2 separate regions of the Homo sapiens genome follow, and region 1 is linked to region 2. The links are chromatin contacts, found by Hi-C or POLR2A ChIA-PET in ENCODE. All regions are on one chromosome and are shown on one strand. Each heading gives the region's core, a stretch centred on a gene start or an enhancer-like site at or near the end of the contact. The rest is flanking DNA. Distances are from core to core; before and after follow the strand shown.

Evidence for each region. A loop is a pair of places that touch in the nucleus more often than their neighbours do. ChIA-PET counts read pairs that join two places held with the same protein, here RNA polymerase II (POLR2A). Pooled maps may share reads with other maps.
Region 1: POLR2A ChIA-PET joins it to region 2 with 12 read pairs in T-cell. The contact joins the promoter of LINC02219 here to the enhancer-like site in region 2. A Hi-C loop is called at or near these places in 2 of 50 pooled maps. POLR2A ChIA-PET finds 5 or more read pairs at or near these places in 3 of 52 experiments (Caco-2, GM12878 and T-cell).

What each region holds. Positions count from the first base shown.
Region 1 is chr5:68,188,466-68,191,640 of GRCh38, forward strand. It overlaps LINC02219 (long intergenic non-protein coding RNA 2219), which reads left to right and starts at 1,411. Exons shown (of 3, transcript NR_105003.1): 1 at 1,411-1,526.
Region 2 is chr5:67,807,188-67,810,701 of GRCh38, forward strand. No RefSeq gene overlaps it. Among named protein-coding and RNA genes, the nearest start is that of LINC02997, 16 kb to the left of the region's middle. RefSeq lists a silencer at 2,628-2,687. Within about 2 kb of position 1,363, at least 4 of the 41 ENCODE cell types and tissues checked have a DNase peak (open chromatin) inside an H3K27ac peak, as active enhancers do.

The DNA.
Region 1 (3,175 bases), core at 161-2,660, 380 kb after region 2:
TCATTTTAAAAATTACACTTAAAAAAGTCCCTTTGCTCTCCCTTTTTCCCAGGCTACAATACATAAAACAGATTTCCTTTTAAATGTCGCACTCTATTTCATTTTTGAATTTTTCAGGGGTTTTGTGTGTGTGTGTGTTTTTCTGTTTTAAAAAGTACATCATAATTTGGTAAATTGAGAAGATGCAGAAAAGAAGTATAATGAAGAAAGTAATTATAAGTCCCATGATTTCAATTAGCACTTGCTTATATTCTTATGTATTACCTTTCAATCTTTACATACACACGTGCACACACAGAAAGAAAGAGAAAAAAATGAACATACCTAAATGGAATTCAATCCTACTTAGCTTTATACCATGCTTTTTTTTTTTTTCCTTCTGGTAACCATTCCCCATGCCATTAGATATTCTTAAAAGGGTGATTTGTACTGACTTTGGAATATTTCTAGGCTATGTTTCTTTATGCTAGAAAAAGTTCAGACAGTTTTATTTACACCATGCCATACTTAGAAACTAGAAGAGGATGCTTATAGTTAGAGATTACAAGGAAATGTATTTTGCACTAGATATATACCACTTTCTTCAGAATCATTTAAGAATTGCAGCTGGATTCAGCATAGTATTTGGCAAGTACAAATATAGTAATACAATGAAGTTTTCTCACCTTCAGATGTGCTCCAAAAAGAGAAATCAGAAGGAATGAAAATAGAGTGTGAGGGTGGGGTGTGGAAGTTAGGAGCAAAGCAAGAGAAAGGGAGACAATGCTCAGCCCACCCACCCACACCCACACATAAACACACATACACACATGCACACACACACAAACACACCAATTTCCGTAAGCCTCACATCAGCTGACGTGATTTCTGTTTCTTAATTAAGAACCTCAGAATCAGGCCGGATGTGATGGCTCACGCCCATAATCTCAGCACTTTGGGAGGCGGAGGCGGTGCAGAGGGGGTGGGGTGGGGATCACTTGAGGCCAGGGGTTTGAGACCAGCCTGGCCAAAATGGCCAAACCCCCTCTCCACTAAAAATACAAAAATTAACCAGGCATGATGGTGCGTGCCTGTAATCCCAGCTACTCAGGTGGCTGAGGCATGAGAATTGCCAGGAGGCGGAGGTTGCAGTGAGCCAGTGTACTCCAGCCTGGGTGACAGAGCGAGATTTTGTCTCATAAAAAAAAAAAAAAAAAAAAAAAGAACCTCAGAATCAAAACTCAAAAGAATCCAGTGGAAAATCACAAGGATTAAAGCGAAGAGACATATTGCATATTAGAAATGCACAGCTAACGATGTGACAGCAGAAGGGTCCAATGACAGGACACTCGGCATTGTTTGATCACCTGTTGCACACAGGGCTGTACAATGGACATGGAAACGTAGAGATGAATAAATAAGTCACAGGCCTTGGTCCCTTGGAGTTCACAGTCTAATGGGGAAGACAGGATATAAGCAAGTAGTTTCAGCATAGCTTTGGAATTGCATGCAGAGAAGTGAGTGAAGTGAGTGAGGGCCCAGCCAAGGTAAGACCAGGATTCACAAGAACATCCCAAGATCTCAGAGAGGAAGGGAACTTGGAGCGAAGTAGAGAAGAATAAGACCTTACAAACATAGGGGAAAAGGAGTCATAATGGGAGAAATTTTAACAGTTTGATTAATTTTTTTAAAAAAAGGCAAGTGTATTTTAAAATGTCTGTTTTTCCTAGGCTTGGGAACCAATGTTATTGGATACAAACTTGCCCTTGTTTTTGTAATAAGAGATATTCCTTAAAAAGTTTGGTATATGGCAAACTTTGATATTTTAAGCATATTTCAAAAAAAAAAGGACTCACCATGTAAAGAAACTGAACTATGAATTTGTTTGTTGTCTAGATAACACCTAATTTGACTTTTTTTTTTTCTTTTCTTTTTTTTTTTTTGAGACGGAATTTCGCTCTTGTTGCCCAGGCTGGAGTGCAATGGCACCAGCTCGGCTCACTGCAACCTCCTCCTCCTGGGTTCAAGTGATTCTCTTGCCTCAGCCTCCCGAGTAGCTGGGATTACAGGTGCCTGCCACCAGTCCCAGCTAATTTTTGTATTATTAGTAGAGATGGCACCATGTTGGCCAAACTGGTCTCAAACTGCTGACCTCAGGTGATCCACCTGCCTCAGCCTCCCAAACTGCTGGTATTACAGGCGTGAGCCATCATGCCTGGCCTATTTGTCTTTTTTTCATATGGACTTTACATACCACACGTAGTTAGTGCAGTCATGAAAATAGTATCTCCCCACTTGTTCCATTCATTAATGTCAAGCCCAAAAGGACCTTGAGTGAGTTTTATGTTTATTTGCTTGAGCCCATCCCCCAACCCTCCACCCACACACATTCACTTACCCTACTTATATGTGAATATTGCAATTAAGATGGCAAAAGGCAGGCAGCAGCGCGAGCACATGTGGCCATGATGAATGCAAATGTTAAAGATTAACCTTTTTTAAAAAAAGCAGGTTTACTTAATTTTGAAAAGTATCATATTTGCAAAGCTAATTTAGTATTTTTAATTCCCACACTGATTTTTCTTAACCAGTTTGCAGCCTTCCCAACCTACACAGTGACTTTGACTTCTTTTTCTTTCTTTCTTCCTTTCTTTCTTTCTTTCCTTCTTTCTTTTTTTTTTTTTTTTTTTTTTTTTTTTGTAGTTTAAGATCATTTTTTTGAACAACAAGAGACAGGGAGAGGGAGGGGGCAACTACATCCCCCAAGCCCTACCATGGGGAATGGACCTCTCCCTGCCTCCTGCCCCCTAAGCAGCTCCCCTTGTACTATGGGAGGGAGACTTTGTGCAAACTCAGCCCTGAGGGGGTCACAGTGACTCTTAAGGTTGGTCAGGGCTGTAATTACAACTTAGCAAACAGAGAAACCAAAATAAAGAGGCAATTTTAGCTGCTTTCTCAGGTAGGCCCTCAAATTGTCACCTGTTAGAGTGCATTTTCTGCAGTGACTAGAGCCTGCATCTTTAGACAAGCGCTCTGTCCATAGAGTCATGAAGCTACTATTCTTGGGAAATGGATCATGCTCCACCCTTTAATTGAACAGAGTACTTGAATTCTTATAGTATTGAAAATCTCTATGAATTTAACATGGGAGGAGCATGTGCCACACAATCTGGCTGGAGGGGTGGGAGGCAGGAGT
Region 2 (3,514 bases), core at 113-2,612:
ACTGATGACTATGACCCATAATCCATAATCATGACCCATGACCATGACAGGGATGGTGCAAGATTAGTGTGAATTCTGTTTCAGTAGGTGAGGACTAGCACAGACTGGAGATAAAACTGTGGTTTGGCATTCTTCCATTTTTACCTTGCTCATTTTTTAAGGCAGGCAGTTTGTACCTCATTGATTTTCACTGCTCATCAAGTCCTATTAGCCTATTCATTAGTGATGGCTTCATTCCCTTCCCACAGTCTGTCTCCTGAATGACACTTCCTTGTGTTAAGGCTGTGCTTAGCCCTAGCCATGATTGCTGGGTATCGACAGAATGTGGCATGACCAGCAGGGCCTGCTGGCTGGCAAGTAGCACCCTTCTCCAACAACACATTGGTACCCACAGAAAGAAGGTGGCAATTTCCATTACAAGGAAGATCAGGTTGTCAACTGATATTATAGTTCCAGTCTCTCTCTCTCTCTTTCTGTCTGCCACCCACACACCTTCACACTCACTTGTCTAAATATAAATATGAACACATTATCATAACCCCAAGCCTGTTCTTGCAGCTAAATTTATTTTCTCACTGGAACCACAGTTCACTTGTCAGCCAAACTAGAGGCCCAGAGTCATCTCTCTTTGTTTTGCTCTTCCCCACATCTGATCAGGCACCAAGCTCCAACCATGCTTCCTTAGACACCACTCTTGAGACCTCCCCTTCTCTGTTTTTCCACTTCTATTGCTCTAGTATAGTTACTATATTATACTGTCATCTTTCACCTGGACTTAAAGACTCCAGATAGTTCCATCTTTCTAATTCCTCTTCCCCAGTGCAAAGTGAGGATGCAGAGTACCTGTGGAAAGGCTAAGGGAAGACAGACTCCAGGCATGAGAGAGAGGAATACCAGCAAATATGTATTGAACACTTAATGTGCCAGGGCATTGATTTACTAATATTTACATTTGTTTTTACTTAATTCTCACAAAAACCTGAATGTACATACTATAATTATCTCCATTTTATGGATAAGAGACTCAAGGCTAAGAAATTTTAAGTGATGTATAAGATCGTATATAAGGAAGTGGCAGAGCTGGACTCAAACCAGGGGTCCAGTTTGTCTAACTCTTAGGTCCGTGTCATTGTCATCACCACATTCTACCTTTCTAGTTGCTCTATACTAGAGGTTATCACCTAAGGGGTTTGTTAAAACTGTGTTTTAACAAACACAGATTACTGGACACAACCCCCCAGAGTTTCTGATTCAAGTCTGGGATGAGGCCTGAGAATCTGAGAAGTTGCATGTTTATCAAAGTCCCAAGAGATGATGATGCTGCTGAACCAGTGACCACACATGAAAGCCTTCGCCCCAGCCTTTGGCATTTATTTTTGGCACTTTCTCCTCAGGCACAGCACAAGTGGTTCAAACTTCAGGCTTACATATCAGACCAGTTTGAGTCCTGGATCTGCTACTCAGTAGCTCTGTGTCTGTGGGCCACTTTATTTAACCGCACTAAGCCTCAGCTACCCCTTCTACAAAATGGGAATAGAACCTACCTTGCAAAGATGTTTGAGGACGGGGAATCATGTATATAAAACTCAGAGCTCTATGATTTGCACAGATTTGAACTTAATAAATGTTAGCTGTTTAGGAATTTACAAGTGTAAGAATTTTATTTTTTTTATTTCATTTAACTTTTATTTCTGTTCGTTTCTCTCTGCCTTTTTTGTTTCTCTCACTGCCTCAGATGGCTTTGCATTTGATTTTCCTTACATTTGGAATTTTGTTCTCCAGACCTTTGCATAGCTCACTTCTTCTCACCACTCAGGTTTCAGCTGAAATGTACCAGTTAAGGAAGGCTTTGAGCCTAGATGAGGGTACCCTTCTCCTATCCGCTACCCACGGCACTTTCTCATTGTATGCTCAGTGGGTGGATTTTTACATTGTGATCCAATTTCTGGAATAGTAATAGACATTTTCAGGTTTTCTACTTCTTCTACAATCAATTTTATGTTTTGGTTTTATAGAAAATTGTCCATTTTATCCGTTTTCAAATTTACTGTCATAAATTCATTCTGTGACATTAACTTCTTCTTATTCTCTACGATATCAGTCTTGTACCCCTTTCACTTTCTAATATTCTTCGCACCTTCTCTCCATTTTTGTTGATCATTCCTGCCAAGGTTTGTCTATTTAACTAGGCCTTACAATGACCCACTTTCTGATATGTTTGAATTCTCTTTATTATATCCTTGTTTTTACTTATTTCTATGGTTTATTTCCTTTCTTTCTTCTTTCTGTCTTCTTCCCCTGACTTATTAAGTTGTATACTTAGGTCTTTAATTATTGATGTTTCTCCATTTATTCTATGAGCATTTAAAACTGTCAACATTCTTTGAATCTCAATCATGGTGGCATGTTTCTTATATGACTTTCAATACGTTTGAGCTACTTGAGCAAGTAAAACCTGTTGGAATTCAGAAGGCCCTCAGTTCAGACTCAGCAGAGGATTTTCTTTGGCTTTGGCCAGGTGCCCAGGCACTGCCAGACTGGGACTACTGTGTTAATTTCTCGGTTTAGGGTTTCCCAGCTCATGCAGGTGTTATAAATTTAAACCTCAAACCCACACAAGGGCAGGGCTGTGGTGATGAATTCTCGAGAGAGACAATTATTTTTTTCTTCCTCCTAGATTTAAAACAAAGAAACAGTTCTCTCGTCATCTCCTTAAAGGCAGTTTCACTGAGAGGGTAGCACTTCAGGGCCCTGAATTTATGGGACTTTCCCCTTCTCACGCTTCTCCTTACACAGGCTCCATCTTCTGCTCCATCTTCGCCTCCTCTCCTGGGTGTTGCCATTACAATTCCATATTGGTAGATGGCCTCAGCGAGATTCAGTGTGAAGTATTATTCTAAATAATTGTTTAGTTTTTATCTTTTGATTTTTAGGATTTTCCTTACTTTCTTGCTAGTTTGGCTGTGCATTCAAAAAAACTCTCTATTCTTTCTGAATTGTATGTTGGGATAGTACAAAAGAGCTTATTTTGAGACTATTTAGTCTGCCATCTTACCAGAAATTGAAGTGACTCTCATGACTCTTTAGCACATCACTGTCTTTTATCTCCTCTATAGGCTCACTAATGCCTGAATTTATTTTACTTATTTATGAGTTCATTTTCTGTTCCTCTGTTGCCAAGTTAAAAGTAAATAACCTGATGACAGGGTCTCCATTCTGTACACTGGTATAGCCTCAGTATCTAGAAAAGCTGTTGGCGTGAAGTAAGACTCAATCAAAATTTGTTGGTTGAACGACTGATAAGTAAATCATGGAGTATACATATGTGGACTATATCCTATGCGAACTTTAAAAGTAACTATTTATAAAATATCTCTGACACAATAAGGTAGAAAGTCAGGTTATTTAATAGCATGTGTAACATAACCTCTATTATAAAACACGTGTGTGCATATGTGTGTTTATGTTTGTATTTAAAACTATCTGGAAGAATATGCACAGAATATTAACTGTT